Regions from separate parts of the Homo sapiens genome. Here region 1 is linked to region 2. Evidence: chromatin contacts called from ENCODE Hi-C data. All regions are on one chromosome and are shown on one strand. The core of a region is the stretch at or near the end of the contact, and the rest is flanking DNA. Distances in the headings are between cores, read along the strand shown.

Evidence for each region. Hi-C counts contacts between places; a loop is a spot of excess contacts on that map. Pooled maps may share reads with other maps.
Region 1: a map of naive thymus-derived CD4-positive, alpha-beta T cell shows a loop between it and region 2 (7-fold over the local background). The contact joins two enhancer-like sites. A Hi-C loop is called at or near these places in 2 of 168 maps with a recorded cell type or tissue (K562 and naive thymus-derived CD4-positive, alpha-beta T cell) and 9 of 50 pooled maps.

What each region holds. Positions count from the first base shown.
Region 1 is chr3:42,554,325-42,562,113 of GRCh38, reverse strand. SEC22C (SEC22 homolog C, vesicle trafficking protein) reads left to right here. Exons shown (of 7, transcript NM_032970.4): 4 at 818-997; 5 at 4,418-4,536; 6 at 6,119-6,184. Among named protein-coding and RNA genes, the nearest start is that of SEC22C, 24 kb to the left of the region's middle. Within about 2 kb of position 5,938, at least 3 of the 41 ENCODE cell types and tissues checked have a DNase peak (open chromatin) inside an H3K27ac peak, as active enhancers do.
Region 2 is chr3:42,635,843-42,643,038 of GRCh38, reverse strand. NKTR (natural killer cell triggering receptor) reads right to left here. Exons shown (of 17, transcript NM_005385.4): 13 at 3,289-6,171; 14 at 443-538. All of the region lies in intron 1 of ZBTB47-AS1 (ZBTB47 and NKTR antisense RNA 1), which reads left to right. Among named protein-coding and RNA genes, the nearest start is that of ZBTB47, 14 kb to the left of the region's middle. RefSeq lists enhancers at 4,427-4,506, 4,717-4,946. Within about 2 kb of position 4,323, at least 4 of the 41 ENCODE cell types and tissues checked have a DNase peak (open chromatin) inside an H3K27ac peak, as active enhancers do.

The DNA of each region.
Region 1 (7,789 bases), core at 4,689-7,188, 83 kb after region 2:
TGATAATGGATTTATACTAACATAAATTTAAGAATTAAAATGAATACTTTTCAAATATATAATCCTAGTTTCCACAACGTATTCATTTGTATTTTTTTTTCAAACAAGCCCTTTTTTTTTGAGTTAATCAGGTCAGGAATAACTGTCTCCATTTTTCAAGCTTAGAAATATTCTGTAAATTGCCTAGGGTTGTACCGTACTATCAGAAGTGGTAAGGGGCTAAGACGCATGCCCCTTTCCCCCGACTCTCTCATCACTGAGGTTCTGTGATGCATTATTGCCTTTTTAGTCAATCACATTTTAATTATCCTGCTCTGAAGTGATTGATCAGACAGTGTTCATATTAGCAATCATTTGGCCTTTGTGTTTAACTTGACGCTTTTCAGAATCTGGCTGATTTATTAGCTCTTAGAAATGTGAACTTCAGCTGGGTGCAATGGTTCACGCCTATTATCCCAGCACTCTGGGAGGCTGAGGCAGGAGAATCCCTTGAGCTCAGGAGTTTGAGACCAGCCTGGGCAATACAGTGAGACCTTGTCTCTACAGAAAAACAATTTAAAAATGAAAAAAATTAGCCAGGTGTGGTGGCACACATCTGTGGTCTCAGCTACTTGGGAGGCTTAGGTGGGAGAATCACTTGAGCCTGGGAGGTCAAGGCTGCAGTGAGTTGTGATCGCACCACTGCACTGCACTCCAGAGTGGGCGACAGTGAGACCCTATCTTCAAAAAAAAGAAATGTGAACTTCATTTTGTACGTATTGTCTTATAATATCCATTCTGATGAAAATGCTTAACTTGTGTTGCTCTCTTTTTGCAGACAGCATCATTCAGAAAGTGAAGTGGCATTTTAACTATGTAAGTTCCTCTCAGATGGAGTGCAGCTTGGAAAAAATTCAGGAGGAGCTCAAGTTGCAGCCTCCAGCGGTTCTCACTCTGGAGGACACAGATGTGGCAAATGGGGTGATGAATGGTCACACACCGATGCACTTGGAGCCTGGTAAGTGGCTTGTTGTTCCCTGATGTTGATGAAGTGATATTGTGTATTTCAAATGGACGTTGATTTTTTTTTTCACTAGAAAGCTATTTTTTGGGGAGAGGGAGTAGTATAAAATATGCTGAGAAAAATATGGGCCCATCCTGTTTCTTGGTGGCTGTTATAAAAACTTTGACTACAGGCCAGGCGTGGAGGCTCATGCCTGTAATCTCAGCACTTTGGGAGGCCAAGTCAGGCGGATCACTTGAGTCCAGGAGTTTGAAACCAGCCTGGGCAACATGGCAAAACCCCATCTCTATCAAAAATACAAAAAATTAGCCAGAGGTGGTGGCTCGTGCCTGTAGTCTCAGCTACTGCAGAGACTGAAGTAGGGGAATCACCTGAGCCCGGGAAGTCGAGGCTGCAGCGAGCCATGATTGTGAGCCACTGCACTCTAGCCTGGGTGACAGAATGAGACCCTGTCTCAAAAAAGAAAAAAATTGACTATTATGACAGTGGATTGGTTTGAGGGGAAACTATTGTGATGAAATTCAGGAGCCGAAGAGTGACTTGGCAGGTTACTTTTGTTTTTCTTTTCCTTCTTCTTCTTCTTTTTTTTTTTTTCAAATAGAGACAAGGTTTCACCATGTTACAGCCCAGGCTGGTCTCGAACTCCTGGGCTCAAGCCATCATCCTCCTGCCTCGGCCTTTCAGAGTGCTGGGATTACAGGTGTGAGCTACCACGCTTAGCTGGCAGGTTATTTTCTTAATTAGGGTGAAGTCTACAAGTTTATTATTTTTAAATTTTATGTTTTTATTTATTTATTTATTTAAGTCCAAGTTGTTCTGACAGAACTACAAGTTTAAATGTTATAAAGAAGATTCATTCTCTTTTTCTATAAGTTACTTATTGAACTGTATAGATTGGTATTATATATATTATATATATAATATATATATTATATATAAAATATATATAATATATATAAAACAATTATTATTTATATATATATATATATAGAGAGAGAGAGAGAGAGAGAGAGAATCCTTATCATCTTATTTACTGAAATGTTGTAGATCTGAAACCCCCACTCTTCTTGTTGGAGGGAGGACAGTGGGGATGAGAGCGTTGGACAGGGGGCTGGAGCCAGGGCTTCTAACGTTCTCACTGTCTGGCTGTCTCTGAGACCTGGGATCTCCCTCTATCCCTGTGGATTTCAGAGACCTCATGTGAAGGAAGAGGTCTTAATGAACGTGATCACAGTGTGCTGATATTCCATGCCTTTGTCATTAATGTTATTAGCCACTCAATGCTTATCACATAACAAAGTATGATTTTTTGCATTCCTGTTTATAGTTACATACAATTAAACTAATATTTAATTCAATTGGATATTTATATTCGAAGAATTCTATAATGGCATAAGAGCTGAATCCTTTGCTAAAAGAAGTGTCTACACTATAATAGTCTTAATTACTTTGTTTTTAACTGTTTTATGCTAAACTCATTTCTTGAATTTTAAAAGTGATGTATTATATTCATGGTTTTGACTTAACTTTGTGTTTTAGTTTAATGTGTTTCAACCAATACTTGGATTGGCTCTCATTCCAGTCAATAAGTGTTTCTAGTTTATGTTGAGAATAAACTTAATTTTTGTAAAAGGAAGACTGGGTAATTGAGCTCCAAGATTTTCCCTTACCATATATGAATGCAGGCATATCTTTGTAATGTATGTTTTGTTTTTTAAACACTTAGACAAGAGGAGCAAATCCAGAAAGTGTCACCTTGCCCGTCTTTCTAGGACATTTTACTGTGATTTGATTTACCCTATTGTCCTGAGGCTAGAATCTTTACAGGTAGCATATTCTGTTCTAACAGTAACTTTTAATTGCTCAGTGGAAACTCTAACACACTAACAATAGGCATAAGTTGGATTGTGGCGAGGTATTTGTGTGTGTGTGAAATATAAGTGTAAGAAAGGAGTATAGCGAGAGAATGGGAGGGACACCATTTAATTGTGTGAACCAAAATCAATTTCAGTGGTTATCTTTACAGAGAAAATGAGCATTTGTTCTAATTATAGTTCTAGAAACAGCTTGTAACCTGAATAATCAATGTTTCCCTCTTTCCAATTATTTTAGAATTTTAAAAATTGCATTTGCTGTGAATTGCTCTAGAAGTGCACGTGACATCGCATATTGTTATTGTCAGAGAAAGAGGACAAGTTGAATGTTGAGGCATATAATAGAAATGCTTTAAACATTTGACAACCAATTACAAATAAAGCCTTGGTCCTCTCTGGTAGTATAAGAAACTGTTTTATTTACTTACTTATTTAATTTTTTTTTGAGACAGGTTCTTGCTCTGTCGCCCAGGCTGAAGTACCATGGTGCAATCTTGGCTTACTGCAACCTCCACCTCCAGGGCTCAAGCTATCCTCCCACCTTAGCTTCCTGAGTAGCGGGGACTACAGGCACATACCACCACACCTGGCTAATTTTTGTATTTTTTTTTTAATAGAGATGGGGTTTCACCATGTTGCCCAGGCTGGTCTTGAACTCCTGAGTTCAAGTGATCCTCTCACCTTAGCCTCCCAAAGTGCTGGGATTACAGGCATGAGCTACTGTGCCTGAACTTTTTTTTTTTTTTTTTTTGAGACAAGGTCGCTATGTTGCCTAGGCTTGAGTGCAGGGGCGCAATCATGGCTCACTGCAGCCTCAACCTCCCAGGCTCAGGTGATCCTCCCACCTCAGCCTCCCAGGTAGCTGGGACTACAGGTATGCGTCACCATGCCTGGATAAGTTTTTGTATTTTTTTTTTTTGTAGAGACAGGGTCTCACTATGTTGCCCAGGCTGGTTTTGAACTCCTGGGCTGACGTGATCTGCTGCCTGCCTCAGCCTCCCAGAGTGCTGGCATTACAGGTGTGTGCCAAAAATTGTTTTAGGATTTTTCAGCCTGATCCCTATTGACATTTTTGCATCAGATAATTCTTTATTTTGGAGGCTGTCCTGTGCATTCATTGTAGGATGTTTAGAAGCATTCCTGGCCTCTATCCACTAGATGCCAGTAGCAGCCTGTCTCTAGTTGTGACAACCAGAAATGACTCCAGACATGGCCAAATATCCACTGGGGGGCAGATTGCCCCTGGTTGAGAACCACTGCTTTAGATAGAAAGGAAATTAAGCACTTGAAAAACCTGTGCTTGCCTGGAAAAGAGCCTTTTTCTGGAAGAAACTTTACTCAAATACCCACATCCATTCTGTCCATCATTTCTTGGCTTTTTTCCCTCTAACTTCTGCTGCTTTTACAATTAATATGTTTGTAATTCTATGTTTAACATAGTGAACCTATCATTAGTGTAGGTCTAGTTAATGTCTTCGTTTATTTTTCTTTCATGTAGAAATTACTTACACTAGACACTTGTTTTTTTTCCATTGTGAAGCTCCTAATTTCCGAATGGAACCAGTGACAGCCCTGGGTATCCTCTCCCTCATTCTCAACATCATGTGTGCTGCCCTGAATCTCATTCGAGGAGTTCACCTTGCAGAACATTCTTTACAGGTAACCTTTTTTTTTTTTTTAAAACAGTTTAAATTGAAGGACATATGATAGAAGAAAGTGATAGGGATACATTTTATCTATAAAACTGAGGTTTTATAATTTTTCAAAACTAATATGAATTTTATTATAAATTTTATTCTTTGTAGTAAGTGAATGAATATGAAGGTTGCTCTTTTATGTCTATTGTCCTAAGAAGCAGGAGGGGCCTGCCAAGATATTGGTAAGAAATGGAGAATTTGCTACAAGGACATTAGACCACCCTGTGGCTCTTGGGACCCCAGGAGTCACTCCAGGGACTGGATTATTTACCCAGGACAAAAGGTTCATTCTCTGATTTTAAGGTTCAGGTTCTTTTTCTCCTGAGAAAAGGTTGTCCCATAATCTGATTTGTATAATGCAGATGCCACCTTCCTTGTGTCTTTGTCGAAGAATTATATGTCACTAGGAAGTTCCTTCACTGGTCTGCTCATTTCAAAGGAACTTACTATTTCAGTGCTTTTTAAAAACAGTTTTAAAATTTTGAAGTATTTTGAGAAGTATTTCAAGAAGGTATCGGCCGGGTGTGGTGACTCACTCCTGTAATTCCAGCACTTCTGGGAGGTTGAGGTGGGTGGATCACATGAGGTCAGGAGTTTGAGACCAGCCTGATCAACATGGTGAAAACCCATCTCTACTAAAAATACAAAATTAGCTGGGCGTGGTGGCGCATGCCTGTAATCCCAGCTACTCAGGAGGCTGAGGTGGGAGAGTCGCTTGAAACTGGGAGGCAGGGGTTGCAGTGAGCCAAAATTGCGCCACTGCACTCTAGCCTGGGCGACAAAAGCAAAACTCCGTCTCAAAAAAAGAAAACAAAAACAAAAAAGAGGAGGTATAAAACCATTATTAGCATCAACAAATAGATATTACTTTTAAAGATAGTGCCACCATACTCACACCCATGCATATAGTGGGTAAAGTCTGAAGCATGACTGTTGTTGAACCTCAGGAGACTGATGTAGACTGACCTGTTTGGAGAATGGCAGCAGGCCTGTGTTATGAGTGGTAACTGCCTGTTACCACATCCTGTCTTTGATCAATGTGTGTTGTGGTTTCTACTCTTATTGTTTATGATTGCTCTTAGCCAGATACTTACCAACTGTCTGTTTGTTTGTATACATTAGAATTAGTACCTGGCCAGCAAGATGGTTAAGACATAGTCCCTGCCTTGGGGGCTCTCATGGCCCAAAACAGTGTATGGTGGCAATCCTAAAGAGGCGGCAGTGCCTGGAGATGGGAGGAATTAGAGAAAGCTAGGTCTTAACAGATGCTTAGGTTTCTGAGAGGTGGAGGGATTGGCGGCCCATTCCAGGTTGCAGACTTAGCACAGTCACATGGGGACAGGAGGCACATGCTGTGACCAAGCTGTTGAAAACGATTGTATGCTAACCCTGATCTGGTGCATAAACAGGAACTTGTGTCTCACCCAGCCAGGGATTTTGTACTGTCAACCATACCAGACAGAAGGCAGAGTAAAGTGCTTTATGTCACAGTGTTTCCTTTCATCTAAATATCCCTTTCCTTGTGTTCCTTGTATTTGTTTTAGGTTGCCCATGAGGAAATTGGAAACATTCTGGCTTTTCTTGTTCCTTTCGTAGCCTGCATTTTCCAGGTGGGTGAAACGATATTTTGGTCAGTGGATTAAATCCATGACCTTACTTTGTTCTTCTGTTCATCTATCAGCAAGTTTCTAGATGTGATTTTTGTTCCACCAAGGTCATGGTTCACATCATGGACAATACCAAGCCCTTAGTGGAGGACCTTAGGCCCATCCTGGCCAGTCCTCTCATTTTACAGAGGAAGAACTTTGTGCTCATAAAGGGAAAGCCCCTTGTTCAAGGCCAAGGGGCTATTGACAGCAGCAGAACAGAAACCAGCAGTTTGGATTTGACTTCCCAGAAGGGAGGGATGAGATTACATAGGGATTGGATTAGGCCTGACTAGTGAGTGGCAAGATATTGCCTTGTGCTTATTATTAGGACAGTCCAAGCACAGAAATGTCCTTCTATAAAAGTAGCATCTGTGTACATGTAGTTTTTAAAATATAGGTCTAGGCAGGCATTGTGGCTCACACCTGTAATCCCAGTACTTTTCAAGGCCAAGGTGGGAGGATCACTTTAGGCCTGGAGTTTGAGACCAACCAGGGCAACATAGCAAGACCCCATCTCTGAACTTTTTTTTTCTTTTTTTTTTTTGAGACGGAGTCTTGCACTGTTGCCCAGGCTGGAGTGCAGTGGCACAATCTTGGCTCACTGCAAGCTCTGCCTCCCGGGTTCACGCCATTCTCCTGCCTCAGCCTCCTAAGTAGCTGGGACTGTAGGTGCCCACCACCACACCTGGCTAATTTTTTTTGTACTTTTAGTAGAGACGGGGTTTCACCATGTTAGCCAGGATGGTCTCGATCTCCTGACCTTGTGATCCACCCGCCTCGGCCGCCCAAAGTGCTGGGATTACAGGCATGAGCCACCACGCCCGACCTCTGCAAAAAATTTTTTAAAAAATATATACATATATAAGACTAGGTCAAAGAACTGCTGATTTTTTTGTTGTTGTTGTTGTTGTTGTTTTAAATAGTAATACCTTCTGACTCAGACCTGTTCTTTAGGAACTGAAGCAAACATTAGAACATTAACTAGAGGGTTTTGATTAGTTATTTTCATATAAGCTGTGTACTAAGGGGTGGCATAAAGAGGCGATTTTGAGTCCCTCATAGGCAGAGTTAATTCTAGTGAAAGCGTGGCTCTAATTCTCCTTCCTTGTCCTCCGTATGGACTAGGATTTTAGCACTGTCTCTGAATACATATTTTTTCTCCCTTTTTTTAAAATTAAAATTTCTGTTCTTAGGACGCTTTCCTTCTCTTCCACATACATCCTAGAATGGTTTATTCTTAAGAATTACCCAGGCCAGGTGTGGTGACTCATGCCTGTAATCCTAGCACTTTGGGAGGCCAAGATGTGTGGATCACTTGAGGCCAGGAGTTCAAGACCAGCCTAGGGAACCCCATCTCTATTATAATAAAAATACAAAAATCAGCTGATTATGGTGGTGCATACCTGTAGTCCCAGCTACTTGGGAGGCTTAGGCATGAGAATTGCTTGAACCCTGGAGGTGGAGGTTGCGGTGAGCTGAGATCACGCCACTGTGTTCCAGCCTGGGCAACAGAGAAAGACATTGCCTAAAAAAAATGAAAAAGCATTACCTGATTATGCAAAAAGA
Region 2 (7,196 bases), core at 3,074-5,573:
AGCAGTAGAAAATACCTCAGATGCAAAAGAGGGAAAGAAGCTAGGAGAACTAGAAATCTGGGGCCACCCTTCCCACCATATATATACTTCTTCCTCTTGGTCCCCTCTCTACAATCTTCCTATCCCAATCTCTAACCCATGTCAAGAGGTGAATGCAGATGTAAAACTTAGGTTAAGGAAGATGCATGTGGGGGAGGTGGAGGTAGGGGTCAAGGCTTCTTAAATATTTCTACTGCTCCTCTTGCCTCACTCTGATAAGATCCCAACAGAGGAATAGTCAAGAATTCCACAGCTCTTACATAGAAAAAACTACATGAGAAAATAGGCCAGTAGTATATTCAGTAATGACATGATTCTTCTCAACAACTACCCCCTCTGCCTATGTAGCCTTAAAAAGTGGACATGATGGAGACCACATCACAGGGTGAGATCACAAGCTCACCTGTGACTTTTGTAACTCCGGTAGGAACTGCTCCGGCTTCTGGTTCGGCCTCTGCTGTACCATCCTCTGCTCCGACTTCTAGAGTAGCTTCTTGATCTACAATTAAAGCAATTGAAAAAATATATAATTATGTTGACTCATCATGATATTAAAATTAATTACTGGTAGGGCAGAAAGGGGAAAACACAACAAGAAGAAAGGCCTCTCACAAACTCCTCACAGTGGATATGACAGTGTCAGCTAATGAGGAACTCTCAAAACAACCATGGTTAAAATCAAACAGAAGAAAATAAAGAAAAACAAGAAAAGATTGGCACAAGTATGTTCATAGAAGCCTGATTTATAACACCAATAACACTGAGAAGAAAATAAACCAAATCTCCACTAATGGTAGAATGGGTTAAAAAAACATTAAGGTAGAGATATATAACGAAATATTCTGAAGAAAATGAACTACAGCTACATGTTTCAGCAAGGATATATCTCTAGAACACAATGTTGAATGAAGAAGGCAAATGTAGAACATCTATATATATAAAAGTATTTTACTTAATAAAAAGTGCAAACATAACATTGTATAAAGATAGAAACACTTGGGGTAAAGCTATAAAGAAAGACAACAAAATTATAACCAAAGTTTAGAATAATGGTTAACTTTGGGACATAGGCATGCACCTAGGGGTGGCACTGGTACATCAAAGCTCTATTTTTTTTTTTTTTTTGAGGAGTCTTGCTCTGTCGCCCAGGCTGGAGTGCAGTGGCGCGATCTTGGCTCACTGCAACCTCTGCTTCCCAGGTTCAAGCAATTCTCCTGCCTCAGCCTCCTGAGTAGCTGGGATTACAGACACGCACTACCACGCCCGGCTAATTTTTGTATTTTTAGTAGAGACAGGGTTTCACCATGTTGGTTAGGCTGGTGTTGAACTCCTGACCTTGTGATCTGCCCACCTCGGCCTCCCAAAGTACTGGGATTACAGGTGTGAGCCACCACACCCGGCCCAAAGATCTATTTTTTAAGCTAGATGGCAGGTACATGAGTATGTATTATATAGCTTTTTATACTTTTATCATTTTTTATGTCTAATACTTAATAAAACAAGCAAAAATGTAAGCAGTACAATTCTGCCCCTCTGCATTCACTTGGCTCCCCACCCTTCTCCCCTACTTTAGGCCTGTCATTCAGGAACAGAACAATACCTCTGTGTACAGGTGACATTATGTAATATCACCATAGGTTTTATTCAGTATGCACTATGTTTTGGAAGACATGACCTGCTTCCAGTATATCTGCAAGAAAATGAATACGTTATGTTCTAATAAGATTGTAGTCATTTATTCAACCAAAAATAATAAAGCCAGACCCTGTGAGGTGACTGAACGATGAGTAACACACAGTTCCTGACTTCAAGGAGTTCACAGCCTAATGGGGGTGTCAGGCCCAGGCAGGTAACCAAAACAGGGAGGCAGGGCAGCACCCAGGCTTATCCATCTCAGTCTACTACCTGTTAGCTGCATAGCCTAGAACAAGTCCCTTAGCCTTTCTACGCCTTGCTGTCTTCATTACAAACTGAAATACCACCCACTCCAAGGCAGAGGTGGGAAGGTAAATGAGAAGAGTGGCCAGCATCACGAATAGCTCAGAGCTGTCTCTGTGTAAATGGTTAAGGCAGATCATAAGCAGACAGGAAGCTGGAGTCGCTCAATAGGCAACTGCATCTATCAACAGGAACTCAGAGAGAAAAGGCCATGAGGAAGAAGAGAAGCCTAGAACACAGGGACGAAATGGCCTGAGTGGGAGAAAGGAGAGCTAGCAGAGGGCTCCAGAAGTGAGGCTGAAAATACGCCATGGTACTGGCCATCAGAAGTACCTGAAAGTCTTAGTCAGTAAACTAAGAGATGCGGGGAGGGGAAGGCACAGAAGGCAGCAAGCACACAGCCGAGGAGAAAATGGGAGACCGAGTATAGATGGCACGTGGCGGTTCCTTTTTTAGGAAGTCTGGGTAGGCAAGGGAAGAAAGACTGATGAATAACTAGAAAGGAAACAAACGTCAAAGATTCTTATGGTATTTTCAGTTCAAATGATGAATATCAAGCACAATAAAATAAGGGATATGAATAATTAAGAAACAGGTAAAACCATAAAATATTTACAAGAAAAAGAATGCAACACAACTGCTTACTAACTTCCTATTACCATCACAAATATTTTTAGTTTTTAATTCTCATCTCTGTTATCCATTCTATGCTGACAAGTTATGATGCAATTTATAACAATAACAAAAAACCTTTTCATGAAGGTGCAGAGTGACAAAGATGAGAAAAAGGTGTTTTAAATTCTTTTATTGCTTTTCAAACAACAACAAAAATCTAAAGATGATCATTTTTATCCCTATGCCCCATCTAAACTAAGATGCATGTCTTGGGCAGGTAACTTTGTCTCTCTGGCCCTCAACTTCCACATGTGTAAAATGGAAGGTTAGATTAATGATCTGCAAATTCTATATATTCTGTCAATTCAGGATTCCCTTCTAAGGCATCACTTGACTGGCAAGAAGCAGCCTCACACCTTTAAAGATGGAGAATTTACCACCTATCATGGGAACTCATTTCTAGTGACAGAGAGCTTTAAACTGATAGTAATAGTTTTGTAAACCCAGCCCAAATTTCTCCTCCTGAAATTCCCTCTCCCTAAGTTTTCAATCTACTCTCTGAATCACACAAAACAAGACTTCTTATTCCTTTCAGATATTTGGAAATAGTGATTCTGTCCCTAATTCTGATATTCTTCCAAGCTAAACAATAACAGACTCTCCTTGGGAGAAGAAAGGAAAGAGAATATTGCTCACCGATAAGATGATGTGGAACTTCTCGATCGACTTCTTGAGTGACTATAGGAGACAGACCTTGTTCTGTGTCTTGATTTGGTTTCAGATTTACTTCGAGATCTACTTGGACTCCTGGACTGGCTATCATCATCCCGACTAGGCGTCTGCTCATCACTTGAACTCTCCTGATTTCTTGGTCTACGGTTTAAGCGTGCTGTCTTTCTTACTTCATCAAAGAGAGACCCAGGCCGAACTTTATTTTTGCTTTTAATTTCTATTCTCAAGCCTTGTGGTTTCATTTCAGGCACAGTGGTCAACACCTTAACTTCCACAGCACTGGATGTGGCAGCATTAGGTGCTGCCAGGTTCCCCACACCTTGCAGGGGCTTCCATTTCTTATCAATGAGGTTGATCTGGCTCTTCTCAGCCACCTCCTTCTTCCCGGTACTTTCTCCAGCACTAGCCAAGCTAGCAGAGCTGCTGTCCTGTTTCCCCACTTCACCCAACACTTTACTTTCGGACATGCTGCTTTCCTGTTTTACTACCTCTGCTTGAGGATGTTCCGTTGCCATATCCTGCTTCAAAACAATGTTTATATCTGGGGTATCAAGCCGTGCATTTCCTAGAGGGGAAGTCTCCTCTACTTTTGCTGGGGAACTCCTATCAGGAGTGCAGATCTCCATGTTGTCATCTGTTTGAAGCACATCTTCCACTCCATTGGGAACACTTTCTTCAACGTGCTGAATGTTTTGTAAACAGGCCACATTTTCCTCAGTATTTAAAGCTGTGGGAGAAATACTGAGTTTACTATCATCTTTAGTAAACTGATCAAGATCTGATGAAACAGTCACTGTATCATGTTTACCTGAAAGGTCCTCTTCACTGGATTTCTCAGTTTTTAGAATATTATCTTTTATGGTTTCATTGTTTTCAGAAACTTTTTTCTCTTTTGATTCCTGAGTAACTTGCTTGTCATCAATCTCCTCCTCCTCCTCTTCACCAAATTCTAGTGGAGGCTGCCAGTGAAATGCTTGCTTTCGTTTTGGAGCCTTATGCTTTTTGTCTTTTTTCCCTTTCAATTTCTCTTTCACTTTTTTGGTGTGTTCTCTTTTAAGATTTTCCTTTGACCCATGTTTGTGCTTTTGTGGCTTTCCCCTATTGTTTTCCGAATTGGAACAGGACCCCTCAGAGTCAGAAGTTGATGTGCGCTGTTTGCTTGATTTCCAAGCACCATTATCATCAGGCAGTGAAGTATTTGTGGACGACTTGGTTGTGGGTTTGACTTTGATGTGAATTTCACTAACCTCTGATTCAGAATCGGATGTGGCCTCACCTTCTTCCTTGTCAGAGGATGGATGGGAGTCATTTTTACTGTTTTTAGTGACATCTCGTTCTGAATTTGACTCAGAGTCCCATTTACTACCAGCATAATTCTTCCTTTTGGGCTTACTGCCATTTCTAAGGTGATCAGAAAGATTCTCTTTCAAAGTTCTTTTTTTTGAATGAGGGCATTCCCGTTCAGACTTGGATTTTTCTTCACCTCTGTTTTTTTCTTGTTTATTATGTGTTCTTTCCATTTGGCCCTGCTTCTCTTTTTCCTGGGCTGACTGTGTGGCCTGAACACTTGACTGCTCACTGTCTGAAGAATAATCTAAAGATGATCTGCTCTCGCTATACTTTCTCACACATGAAGACCTGTCTCTACCTTTGACATATTTACTGTGAAGTGTCTTTTCAGAGCTGCTGCTATGCTTTTTATGTGAAACGCTATTTTTTTTCCCACTGGATCTAAGTCTCCTCTTAGCTCGCCTTCCATCATCACTGCTAATAGAAGTATATGAAGATGATCTACTACACTGTGAATGATCACTGTATTTATTTCGTGAATGAGATCTAGATGATGGAGACCTAGACCTTGAATGTGAACTAGCTAGACTACGTGATCTTGTATATGATCTGGAATAAGATCTACTCCTAGAAGATCTGCTCCTTGACCTTGGTGAGCTTTCTGAACTTCTATCACTGTATTTTGAATAAGTGCTCTGATCACTTTCCGAATTTTTTTCTCTTTTATGGTAGGATGATGAGCTACCAGTCTCTTTAATATTTGCTAAACTGTAAGTGCTTTGGATGGGTAGCAAATGGGTTGTTTTAGCTTTCATTTCCTGAATTCGCTCATAAGAGGGCTTCCAAGGTTTCTGTCCAGGCTTCCATCTTGAAGGGGGGGGACTGTCACTCAGTGGTATTACAGGAATATTTTCTGCTACAACTGGTTGTACTACTACATTTTCATTTTGTGCCATGGTTGCTCTTAAAGGTTCTGTTTTAACTGGTTTATTTTCACTTAACTGAGAAGCTGTTTTTCTTGGTGATTTTGATGCTCTCTTTCGGTGCCCAGACTTGGAACTAGATCTGGACTTTGATCTACTTCGAGAATGTGATGAGGACTTTGACGCAGTCCTTGATCTTGAGCTTCCTCTAGAATAAGACTGTGAGTGAGATTTTGATCTGTATGAGTCTCTGCTGGAATGGGTTAAAGAGCTCTGGACATCCTTATCAGATTTAGACCAGTCTCTCTTTGATGAGTGATGAGATGACAATGAGGAAGAACGAGAACTCCTTTCTCTATCACAAGAGGATTTCATTCTTCGAGTGGAAGATTTTGAGGATTCTATGTCAGACGGTATAAGAATCCTTCTCTTCTTTGTTTGTTTGTGTCTTCTGCAGTGTTTCTGCTTTTTCCCTTTCTTTTTATGCTTAACCTTTTTTTCTTTTCTGCGTTTTTTATGGTGGCCAGAGTGTCTTGCTGTACTAAGGTCTGAATAATATCCATTATAGGACCATGATCTGGATCTCTGAGACAAGCTTCTTTCATCCCATCGGCTTGAACAGGGGTCACTTAACCTATAGAAAGGACATAATATTCATGCGGTGATTTATAAGCATGTTTTCTACACCTTAAGACACAGCTTTGTTAACAACAAAGTTCTTGACCCCATTAACACTTTAAGCACACGCAGGAAGCGTGAATCAGAGTTATAGGCCTGGTCTTGTTATACTTTCAGAGACACACACTAAGAACTACTAACAAATTCACTTACAAAAGGATTTTTTTTTTAAGCTAAGCAAAGAACCTTACATTTGTTAGGAAAATGTTTTTGAAAAGCAAACCAACTAATCACAAGAACACTGCTGAACTCAAATCACAAGAGTTCCTGGCTGTTATCTGCTCACAACCCTCTGCCTCTAGGACAGTTTTTGAGGGTGAGTCAAACCAAGGTCTCAAACAATTTGTTGATTTTCTGAAGATGCAGGATAGCTGCTTGAAACTAGCATGAAGCTTGTTTTTTCTCCACCTCAGACAGGTAATCCAGATTTCCCCTAAGACTGTAAACTACTTAAAACAGAAATTGAGGAAAAAGTACACAAAAACAGATACAGGTTACAATCTGAGTGTTAATGTCAAGGCTCAGAACTGAAAGTCCTCAGCACCACTGTGTCTGAGCCGCTTCTACACAGCAGATGCATTCCTTTTCCTCCTTTTCACAATTCCAAACCACTCTGCAGGATGTCCCCAGAGAAAAAGAGAATACTACCATGGAAGATTACACAGGGTCCCATTAGTATATTTTTCACTAGCTATTCTGGGGCCTATCCCCTTCCTAAAATAAATATTCAACTGTGGGACATCACTGAAGGTAAGAGATGTGTACACTTCTAAAAAAGCAAGTCTCTGCGATCAACAGTCAACATGAACACCGAGTGCAGGTTTTCCTATTTACCAATGAACTCATCAGTGACCTGGCTGGCTAGGAAAGAATCTGCTATATAATTTCTAAGTCCTAATTATTTTTTTTTTTTTTTGAGACGGAGTCTCGCTCTGTCACCCAGGCTGGAGTGCAGTGGCACGATCTCAGCTCACTGCAAGC